2 separate regions of the Homo sapiens genome follow, and region 1 is linked to region 2. Evidence: read pairs that join two places in POLR2A ChIA-PET (ENCODE). Cell type or tissue: CD4-positive, alpha-beta T cell. All regions are shown on one strand. Links, peaks and the distances in the headings refer to the core of each region. The heading gives the core; the rest is flanking DNA.

Region 1 (5,467 bases), core at 226-5,225, 120 kb before region 2:
GACAAATGACTTCATGAAATTGGAATTTTAGGATGATTAATCTGACAATGGAAAGTAGGATGAGTTGGAGAATGGAAGGCAAGGAATTAACATTAAGAGACATGTATTGTAATCCAACCATAGGATAATGAAGTACTACTGCACCAGAGTGGGTGACTATGAATTTGATGACCTATGAGAAACAATGGGGAGGTGGGTTTCAGTGGATGACTCTAAGATGATAGCTTAGAAGCTGGTCTAGTGGTGGAAGACACTGTATTATTCATTTCACCAATGGGGGTATAAAATGTCAAAGCCATCATTTTACATGTGAATCAGGGCTCCACCACCTTAATGAGTTGGAGGAGGTTTTGGAATATCACTTTGTACCTTTAAAAAGAATCATTATACTTGGCAGTAGTTTTTAAATGTTGACTCATTATTTGTGATTAAGAATAGATACTTGTAAAATGTATGAACATTTGGTTTATAAATGCAGTACTTCCAGACAACAGCTGTTAATATTTTGGTATTTTCTTCTAGTCTCTTTTCGCGGTGTGTATGTGTGTGTGTGTGTGTGTGTGTGTGTGTGTGTATGTGTCTATACCAGGGTCATGTAGTTTTGCATTCTGTCTCTTTCTACTTACAACTGTATTATGAGCATTTTTTCATGTCATTAAATATTTAAGAAAACAATTATAAAGACATATAATACAGTAAATATAAAAGATATATAAGATGTTTATAAAATAAAATAAAAATATATACTATCTCTGTATACAGATACGTATTTATTTAACAATGCTCTATTTTCAACTTTTAGATTATTGCTATCTTGCCACCTTTTTCTGTAATCATTATCCTTGCACATGAATCTTTAATCACATTTTAATTATTTATTTAGGTTGGTTTCTAGATGTGTATCATTTTATGACTTCTAGTAAATATTTTCAGATTGATTTCTAGAGAAGCTTCATCAATTTACATTACTATGTCTAATTATATATTTGAGTCTCTGTTTTACATGCCTTTGCTGGCAGGAAAAAATATTAAAGACGAAGTAAAAAAAAATTTATACAATATGATGGGGATAAAAAACCTCACATTTATGCTTCAGTTTTCTTCCTTTGTGAGACTGAATGGTTTGTCATGCTTATTATATATTGATGTTTTTAAACTACTTTTAATTGGATTATTTGTGATGTTCCTATTAATAAACATTCTTTTTATGTCTTAAGAATATTAAAGTTTGTCTTATTCTTGCAAATATGACCTAATATGTCATTTGTATTGGGACTTTTGTTGTTGATGATTTTATTGTTTCAAATATTTATGTAGGAGCTTCTTCCATTGTTTTTATTCTTTCTTATAATTTTAAAAATTTTTTTCACTGTATTTTCTCTTTTTCATATCAGTTTTTTAAATTTTTATTTTTAATTATGGATGCAGAATACTTGTACATATTTATGGGGTACATGTCAAATTTGATACAATCATATGTGGAAAGATCAATTAGGGTAATTGGGATATCTATCCCCTTAAGCATTTATCACCTCTTTGTGTTAGTAACATTCCAATTCCATTCTTTTAGTTATTTTGAAATATATAATAAATTATTGTTAACTATAGTTACCCAATTGTGCTACTGAACACTAGATCTTATTCCTTTTATCTTACTGTATTTTTGTACCAATTTTCCATTCACTCTTTATTTCCCCTTTCCACTAGCCTTCCCAGCAGATGGTAACCATCATTATACTTTCTATTTCCATTAATTCAACTGTTTTTAGTTCCACATGTAAGAGCATGTAATATTTGTCTTTCTGCGCCTGGATTATTTAACTTAACATAATGTCCTCTAGTTCTAGTTCCTGACATGTTATTACAAATGACAGGATTTCATTATTTTTTTTATGTCTGAATAATATTCTATAGTGTGTAGGTATCACATTTTCTTTATTCATTCATTTGTTGATCAATGCTTACATTGATTCCATATTTTGGCTATTGTGAATAGTGCTGCAATCAGCATGGGAGTACAAATATCTCTTCAATATACTGATTTTCCTTTCTTTTGGGTATATACCCAGTAATGGGATTACTGGATCATATGGTAGTTCTATTTTTAGTTTTTGTAGGAACCTCCATACTGTTTTCTGTGGTGGCTGTACTAATTTACATTCCAAGCAACCATGTAGGAGGGTTCCCCTTTCTCCACATCCTCATCAACACTTGTTATTTCCTATCTTTTGGATAAAAGCCATTTTAACTGGGGTAAGGTTGAATCTTATTGTAGTTTTAATTTGTATTTCTTTGAGGATTAGTGATGTTAAACATTTTTTCATATTCCTGTTGGGCATTTGTATGTCTTCTTTTGCGAAGTATCTATTCAGATCTTTTGCCCGTTTAAAAATCCGATTGTTTTTCCTATTGAGTTGTTTGAGCTTCTTATATATTCTGTGTATTAATCCCTTGTCAGATGGATAGTCTGCAAATATTTTCTCCCATTCTGTGGTTCGTCTCTTTTCTTTGTTGATTATTTCTTTTGCTGTGCAGAAGCTTTTAAGTTTGATGTGATCCCATTTGTTCATTTTTGCTTTGGTTGCCTGTGCATCTGAGGTCTTATTCAAGAAATCTTTGCCCAGATCAGTGTCCTGGAGTGTTTTCCCAATGTTTTATTCTAGTAGTTTTATAGCTTTAGGACTTAGATGTTACTCTTTAATTGATTTTGATTTGATTTTTATATATGTCAAGAGACAGCAGTCTAGTTTCATTTTTCTGCATGTGGATATTCAGTTTTCCCGGAACCATTTTTTGAAGAGACTATCCCTTCTCCAGTATATATTCTGGGCAACTTTGTTGCAAATGAGTTGAACTGCAATGGGTGGATTTATTTCTGGGTTCTCTATTCTGTTTCATTGGTCTATATGTCCGTTTTTGTGCCAGTATCATGCTGTTTTGGTTACTGTAGCTTTGTAGTATAATTTGAAGTCAGGTAATGTGATGCCTCCAGCTTTGTTCTTTTTGCTCAGGATTGCTTTGGTTATTTGGGGTCTTTTGTGGTTCCATATAAATTTTAGGATTTTTTTTTTCTATTTCTGTAAAGAATGTCACTGGTATTTTGATAGGGATTGCATTGGATCTGTAGATTGCTTTGGGTAGTATATTCTTGAAATTCATTCTTACCAACATCAGTTAAATGTGGATTGATATTTTAATTTTTATTTTATTCTTCTAAATATATTTAACTCATTAATCTTTTTGAATACATTGCCTTTGTAATAACATAATCCCCCATAGACTTTTTTGGCATTATTTTGTTATACTTATTATATCATATACTATATGATTCTTACAGGGCACAAGGATATTTTGTTTTAATCTTTTGTGTTCCATTAATCCATCTGACAATCTTGCAGTTCTTATGTCAGTACCATACTGCATTTTAATAACTGTAGCTTTATTATGTGCCTACTATAATAAAAAGCATGTCTCCAATCACTCCTTCTGTAGTACATATAGGCATTTCTACCTGTGCATTCTCTTAGATGTGTTTTAAAATCATTTTGTCAATTCTTTTCTTCCCGTGCCTTTCTCCAAATTTATATACTTCCTTTTATTATTTATTTAGCATAACATGAAACCTACCATTCTGGAAATAATGAATTATATTTTCTGACACTTAATATAAAGTAAATTGCAATATATTACACATAATATAGTTTTTCTTGTCTCTAGGTATGTACTTCAGCAAGTTCAAAGTAAACAAAATAATCTTTTCAGGCAGAGTTGGAATATTAAAAGTACCTTAAACCTATAAGTGTTGTTATCAAAATATGTATTCCTAAATTAGTCTAAAAGATTGCCAAAGTAGAATTGTTAAATTGATAAAAATATTATACTATCAATACTAAAGTAGAATATTTGTTTTATATATAACATAATAAGATTTGAAAATTTGCGAGGAGTCTACATAAAGTTCTTTTGATAGGAGGGGAGAATCCCTAATGTAATAATTGGATATATGCAATATGATTTTATTAAGGTAATTAAATAGCAAATAATTTCCTATTTTTGAGACTGAAATATGGATACTGCCTTTCACAAAATATTAGAGCATAAATGCTGGGCAAAAAATTAGAACTATTGACTTTATTTCACATTTGCAGAAAATTCTAGCACTTCGTGTAGTTAAATGTCATATTTTGTCAAGAAGATACAGAAAGATGGAGATCATGTCTTTTGATAAAAGCAACCACAATTTATGTTGTTGTATCTGTGTTGTAACTGGCCTTGAAAGTTAATGACATCAGTGTGACACTAATTTATTTAGATTAGTTAGCACACACCTAGTAGTAGTCCAATATAAAGAGTTCATTATTCTAAATATTATTACTATTAATTTATCTAACAAAAGCAGCTTTGTGTTTCATTTTGTCAAGTTTCTTTTTGTTAACCATTTAATATCTTAGATGTATAATATGAAAATTTAGTGTACCATTAGAGCTCATCCAAAGACAATCAGTGAGATTGATTGTTGGTCATGAAAATAAGCCAAAGTCTTCATACTCAAGCATGCAAAATTAAGAGGCTGTGAATTTAGGGGAAAATGAAGGGACTTTGGGTTTTGTCGGGGAGCAAGAAAGCAAGGAATATAGAAGAATTCAGAGTTTACTACTTGAAATTATTTTCCCCTTTATCTTACTAACTTTTAGGGAGAGTGATAGATTTTAGTTATTATGCCATAAATTAAGTTATATTGTGTTGCCATACGTTGGACATAAATCTGGCTCAGTTTTTCAGTGCTCATTTAAATGCTTAATGACAAGAAGCCAGAACAACGGGTTAATTCTCTTAAAAATTATTCAAGGAAAGAGAGAAAGAGGAAATGAGGGAAGGAGAGAAGGAAGAAAGAAGAAAGGAAAATCTGAAATGAGGCAGTCTTCACAAATGATGGAAGTAATGTATCTAAATTAAACTGATCTGCCTACATTTCATTTAGGGTCAGAATTCCATTTAAACCCACTAAAAACGGAAAAAGTATCTGTATTTTTCCACAATCACCTGATTTATTTGTTGAAACGAGGGCATGACCTGTTTTAGAATCTCCACATATTATTCACTTATAATGCTTAGGTTGGCCCACATCACAGCCAAATCAGTCCAAGCATTAGCTTTGTGGGCACCAATCCACAATGGCTGGTGAAGGAAAGTGCACAGCATTTAATGTAGTACTTCCAGTTTTATCTCTTGTACTAGTTTCCTGGAACTTCTGTAACAAATTACCCCAAACATGGTGACTTACAACAACAGAAATATATTCTCTCACAGTTTCGGAGGGCAGAAGTTGAAATTAAGGCATCAACAGGGATGTCCTCTCTCTAAAGCCTCCACAGTAGACTCCTTCCTTGCCTTTTCCAGCTTTTGGTGGTTCCAGGCATTGCTCGCCTTGTGGTTGCATCTCTCCAATCTCTGCCTTCATTTTTGT
Region 2 (5,467 bases), core at 269-5,268:
ATTTTGACTGTCTTTTGCCACTCTTTGATGTTTTCAAACAGCTGTTTTGTGTTTTGTTTTGTTCCAGTGGGTGTATTAGTCTCGTAGTAGCTACTTCACCATACCTACAAGCAAAGACCCTCCCCCTTTAACTTTTAAAATAATAGTGTTATCTACATTACTTAGTATTCTACCATATTTGACATTGGACTCCTAATGTACTTTGAGTACAGACATATGTCTATATGACCAAAAGAGCTCATCACACGGAACACTTACTTGCAGAACAGGAGAGGAATCTGCCCTAAACACCAACTCCTGCTTTTCCCCTTATACTGATAGGAAACTCATTCTGGTCAGTATTATGAAGGCCATTTGTTTACATATTAGTCACAAAATACGTAACTATTTAGGTTCATTATCAAAGCAGATAGTTGCACATTAAAGCTGTTGTTTAATGATAGGGGATGAACATATACATCCCTCTTCAAATTTTTACTTTATAGGATAGGATGATATAAAATAGATTATCTAATTAATATGGGACACCTGAAAATCCCAGGAAGCAACAGCATGGACAATGGCCTGGAGGAAGATAGAGCTTTGCACATTTATAGATTCCAGAGAAGTCCAGTATGTCTGAGGAGCAGAATGTTGAAAGAAGCAGCAGAAGCAATGAACAGAGTTCGGGGCTTTGTAAGCCAATTTGAAGAGATTGGACTTTGACATCAAGCCAATGGGAAACCATTTAAACTTACTTAAACAAGATTTAAATTTTAAAATGATTCCTGTGTTTCTATGTAATAAATGGAATAGAACAGGAAAGAAAAAAAGGAGACAATTTAGGAGGCTATTAACAGTAGTTTGGTTTATGGTGACATCAGCATAGATAGTAAAAAATGATTGTATTCAGAATCTGCTTTGGAGGCATAAATGGCTTGGTAATTGACAGCATGGGTGAATGGGAGGGATGACACTCATATTGTGGCCTGGGGAATAGGAGGCTGCTGGGGAGCTCCATCACTGAAACAGAAGATACTAAGGCAGAAGCATTTTTTCAAGAGACAATGATAAATTCAGTTTTCAGCAGGTTGGGTTTTAGGCACCTCTGAGATATTCAAGTCAGGATGTCTAGCAATCAATTAGGTAGACATTTTTGTGGTTGGGAGAAAGACCTGGATTGCGGATACAGATTTAGAGTCATTATCATAGAGATGTTAACTGAAGCCATAGAGGGAGAGAGGAGTGTTTCCGGCAGTGTAGGGGAGTTAAGGTGGAGAAATAAAGAGAGACAAAACTCTGAGAAATGCCCACATTGCAGACGTGATTATTTTTTAAGGGTAAAAAGCAAACAAGAGTAAGAAAGAGTGAGAGTGAGAAGTTGTCAAGACTGCAGCATGCTGCCGCCTTGCAGTTTGATCTCAGACTGCTGTGCTAGCAATGAGCGAGGCTCTGTGGGCGTAGGACCCTCTGAGCCAGGTGCAGGATATAATCTCCTGGTGTGCCGTTTGCTAAGACCATTGGAAAAGCGCGGTATTAGGGTGGGAGTGATCTGATTTTCCAGGTGCCCTCTGTCACCCCTTTCTTTGACTAGGAAAGGGAATTCCCTGACCCCTTGCGCTTCCCGGGTGAGGCGATGCCTCGCCCTGCTTCGGCTCACGCTCTGTGCACTGCACCCACTGTCCTGCACCCACTTTCTGACACTTCCCAGTGAGATGAACCCAGTACCTCAGTTGGAAATGCAGAAATCACCTGTCTTCTGCGTCGCTCACACTGGGAGCTGTAGACTGGAGCTGTTGTGGGGTGGGGGGAGTGGGGAGGGATAGCATTAGGAGATATACCTAATGTTAAATGATGAGTTAATGAGTGCAGCACACCAACATGGCACATGTATACATATGTAACTAACCTGCACGTTATGCACATGTACCCTAAAACTTAAAGTATATAAAAAAAAAAAGACTGCACCATGATGGATTCTGAGAGCAGAGAGTCTCACTAATGTCTCAAGTTTCCAAAGCTGGAATGTGTCAAGAAGTGTCAAAAACTGTGAAGGATGGAAGATTTTACCTACTTGCAAGTTAACAGATTATTCAGTCACAATTTCAAGGGTACTAACCAAAGACATGAGACTCTGGAGCCAGAGCCAAAGGACTGTATTATCTGTGGCTGAGCAGGCTCAAGCAGCACGGGGGCAGTAAGGAGTGGGCCTCAGTGAGTGTGGCATACACAGAGAGCTTGCATCACAGCTCATGGATTTAGGAAATCCTAGTCTTTTGTATTTTTCTGCAAGCAAAGATGCCCATATTTGCCTGGGAGGGGGACATCTTTATTTTATGCGACAGCAAATAATGGATCCCCTCTCAAAGGAGTCCCTATATTCCAAGAAGATACCATGTACAAAAATCCTTGAAAATACATTCCAGAACAAAAGACTATCAGTGCCTCTGCTTTCATGATGTGCAAAAATGTGTGGAATCCCTGGAGAATTATCTCTCAAGGGAAGGATAAAAATAATTACAACACAAACTATTATCTATTCAACATATATTTTGTGCCGTACACTATACTAATTATCTTTTCTCTAATTAACATGTCAAAACAACTCTATTAGGTAAGTTCTTTTATTATTTTCATTTTATGGATAAAATAAAATAAAATACTAAAAGGTTAACAAATTTGCCCATAGTCACACAGGTAGCAAATGGTGAAGCCATGATCTGAACTTGGATACTTTGACTTCTAATCTCTATCATGTCCTGACTCATAGTGTAAGCAAACAGCATATAAGGCATATTCATTGGCTATTGGCTGCAGCAAAATAATGGTCACTGATGACCACACTGAAAGTCATTTCAGTGCAGTAATAGGAGCAGAATCCAGATTGGAGTAAATTGCAGAATCATTGGGAGCAGCATGAACTGAGATAGGGAACATAAAAAACTCATTCAAAACCTTTGATTGTGTATATAGGTTAGCAACAAAAAAATCAAGAAAGGATTTTTTTTAAAGTATATGGAGATATTTTTGTCTGCTTATGCGTGGATGTCAATTAAGAAAGGAAAAAGGTAACATGGGGTGCAGGAGAGGGTTATTGACAATATTGCAAGAGGCAAAGCCAAAGAAAATAGAGTGGCGTGCACACATGGGGAGATGGGCGAGCTACCTCCTCCATGATTACGGGCAGGTTTTGTAGCTGTGCAGGGGTTGGGTAGCTCCTATTTGATAGCTTCTCTTTGATCTGTGAGGTGGAAGGTGAGATTTCCGGCTGAGATTACAATGCAGGTGACTGGAGGAAGTGGTCTAAATTTTGAGAACAGAGTAGCTTTCTGTGAAGGGCAGATAGGCAAGGAGTTTAATGTGAGTTTCTTTAGCAGTGCTCCAGTGCTGATTTGCCAGGAGTAGAAGGAGTAGGGGAGATCAGGATATGGAAACAAAGTGTAGTTGATGTGAATGGGCCATGAAATCAAAGCTGAACAGGAAACGAAGTGAAGAAAGAAGTGAAGGTGGTAGGAAGCTAGTAGATAAGAAAAAAGCTGAGGGTAGTCCATGAACTTTATTTTTCATTTTTTTTTAATTATTGATTTAATATTATTTAAAATGGTGGGTGATGTGGGAAGGTATCCCAACATGATCATGCAGTGGCATAATCATGGCTCACTGCAGCCTTGTCCTCCTGGGCTCAAGACATCCTCCCGCCTCAGCCTCCAGTGTAGCTGAAACTATAGGCATGTGTTACCACACCCAGCTAATTTTTGATTTTTTGTGGAGACAGGATCTCGCTGTGTTGCCCGGGCTGGTCTCAAACTTCTGGACACAAACAATCCTCCACATTGGCCTCCCAAAATGCTGGAATTACAGGTGTGAGCCACTGGACCAGCAGGACTCTAAATTTTGGTAAGATAAACACTGGTGTGGTGAAGTAATTGAGTGTCCTTCTTTAAACCATTAAATTATGTTTCATTTGGCATCAAATACCATAATCTCTGTCTCTTTACATCATGTCAAGCATCTATGACCACAGACATGAGAATTTGAGAATTAAGCTCCTGAATCTTTCTTTTTCACTGAACCGATGTTGACAGTGGGCGGTGCCTTCCACAGACAAAGATAAGGTACCATGTGAGGTTGCCAGGAAGAAAACTGCAGCCAGGACAGACCACCTAAATTGTAGAAAGCTTTCTGCTAAAGGAAGGAAGGTTTCCAAGGAGAAGAAAATGTGTGTCCTCAGGGAGTATTAAAGCGCTAGTGTTGGAAAACTGTGAAGCACACCTGTTCTCAGGATTGGCATGAAATCCAATGTTGATATTGATAAGTTTTCTATGGAAATGAAGTTTGTTTTCATTTGCCCTTACCCTCCTCTTCTGTGCTTCTTTTCATGTCTTTGCAATGACCTTCCTTAGGTACCTACCTTAATCCTATGGTTGTATTGCTTTTTAGATAAAACTTAAGAGAGGATACTTGACAGGCTTTCTCTATAGCATTTGATTATAGGGTGAATATATCCTCTTGAAATTTGCTGTTATAATTTCCCTCACCTGCTGTTGTTTTTCTACATTTTAAATGGTTCTTTTTCAATCTCCTTAATAACCTTCTCTTTCTCTACTTACCTTGTGAGATTTGGCATGCCCGCCTTGATCACTAATCATTACAGAAGATTGCTAATTGTTTACTCATATCTATTGCATTCCTGTATGGTAGTTGCATATCCATTTTCCTCTTCCTCCTTGGTAACAGAACTTCTGTGTTCATCTGGATTCATTGTTCAACAGGCTTAAAAACTACTTGTTCTCTCTTCCAGCTAGATGTGACCATGTGGCGAGGGTAGACAACTATCCTGATTTGCCTAAAAGTGAGGAATTTTCTGTGATGTGAGAGTTTCAGTAATAAAACTGGAAAAATCCCAGGCAAACCTAAATGAATTGGTCGCCTTACCTGTGACTAACATCTAGCTAAATGTGAAGGAAGTGTAGTGTGGGTGTAGGTTTCTCTTTTTAAATACACTTTATTGTGTACAGTGGATCCTTGGGTAATGTGGGAGTTAGGGGCACCTGGTTCTTGAATTTCTCTTCTTTACGTCTCACATCCAATTTATGGTCAATCCTTCTTTTTTTTTTTTTTTTTTTGGGATGGAGTCTCAGTCTGTCACCCAGGCTGGAGTGCAGTGGCATGATCTCAGCTCACTGCAAGCTCTGCCTCCCGGGTTCATGCCATTCTCCTGCCTCAGCCTCCCGAGTAGCTGGGTCTACAGGTGGCCGCCACCACGCCCGGCTAATTTTTTGTATTTTTAGCAGAGATGGGGTTTCACCGTGTTAGCCAGGATGGTCTTGATCTCCTGACCTCGTGATCTGCCCGCCTCAGCCTCCCAAAGTACTGGGATTACAGGCATAAGCCACCATGCCCGGCCCAGTCCTTCTTAATAATATATATAAAATCTGACCTTGTAACTCTAAACTTATATTGGTTTAGCTCCTCGTGATGTCTCTCT

Evidence for each region. ChIA-PET counts read pairs that join two places held together with the same protein. Peaks named below come from ENCODE experiments on the same cell type or tissue, not always from the same donor. Only the 100,000 strongest peaks of a DNase experiment are listed, where the experiment ranks them.
Region 1: POLR2A ChIA-PET joins it to region 2 with 6 read pairs; 2 of 35 experiments call an interaction of 5 or more read pairs at or near these places.

The regions. Positions count from the first base shown.
Region 1 is chr1:186,967,860-186,973,326 of GRCh38, forward strand. The region is part of intron 15 of PLA2G4A (phospholipase A2 group IVA); the gene reads left to right. Among named protein-coding and RNA genes, the nearest start is that of LINC01036, 120 kb to the right of the region's middle. In CD4-positive, alpha-beta T cell, for the core only: no CTCF peak of the experiment used is centred there; no DNase peak of the experiment used is centred there.
Region 2 is chr1:187,089,071-187,094,537 of GRCh38, forward strand. LINC01036 (long intergenic non-protein coding RNA 1036) reads left to right here and starts at 3,772. Exons shown (of 4, transcript NR_126347.1): 1 at 3,772-3,876. In CD4-positive, alpha-beta T cell, for the core only: no CTCF peak of the experiment used is centred there; a DNase peak (open chromatin) is centred at 3,231.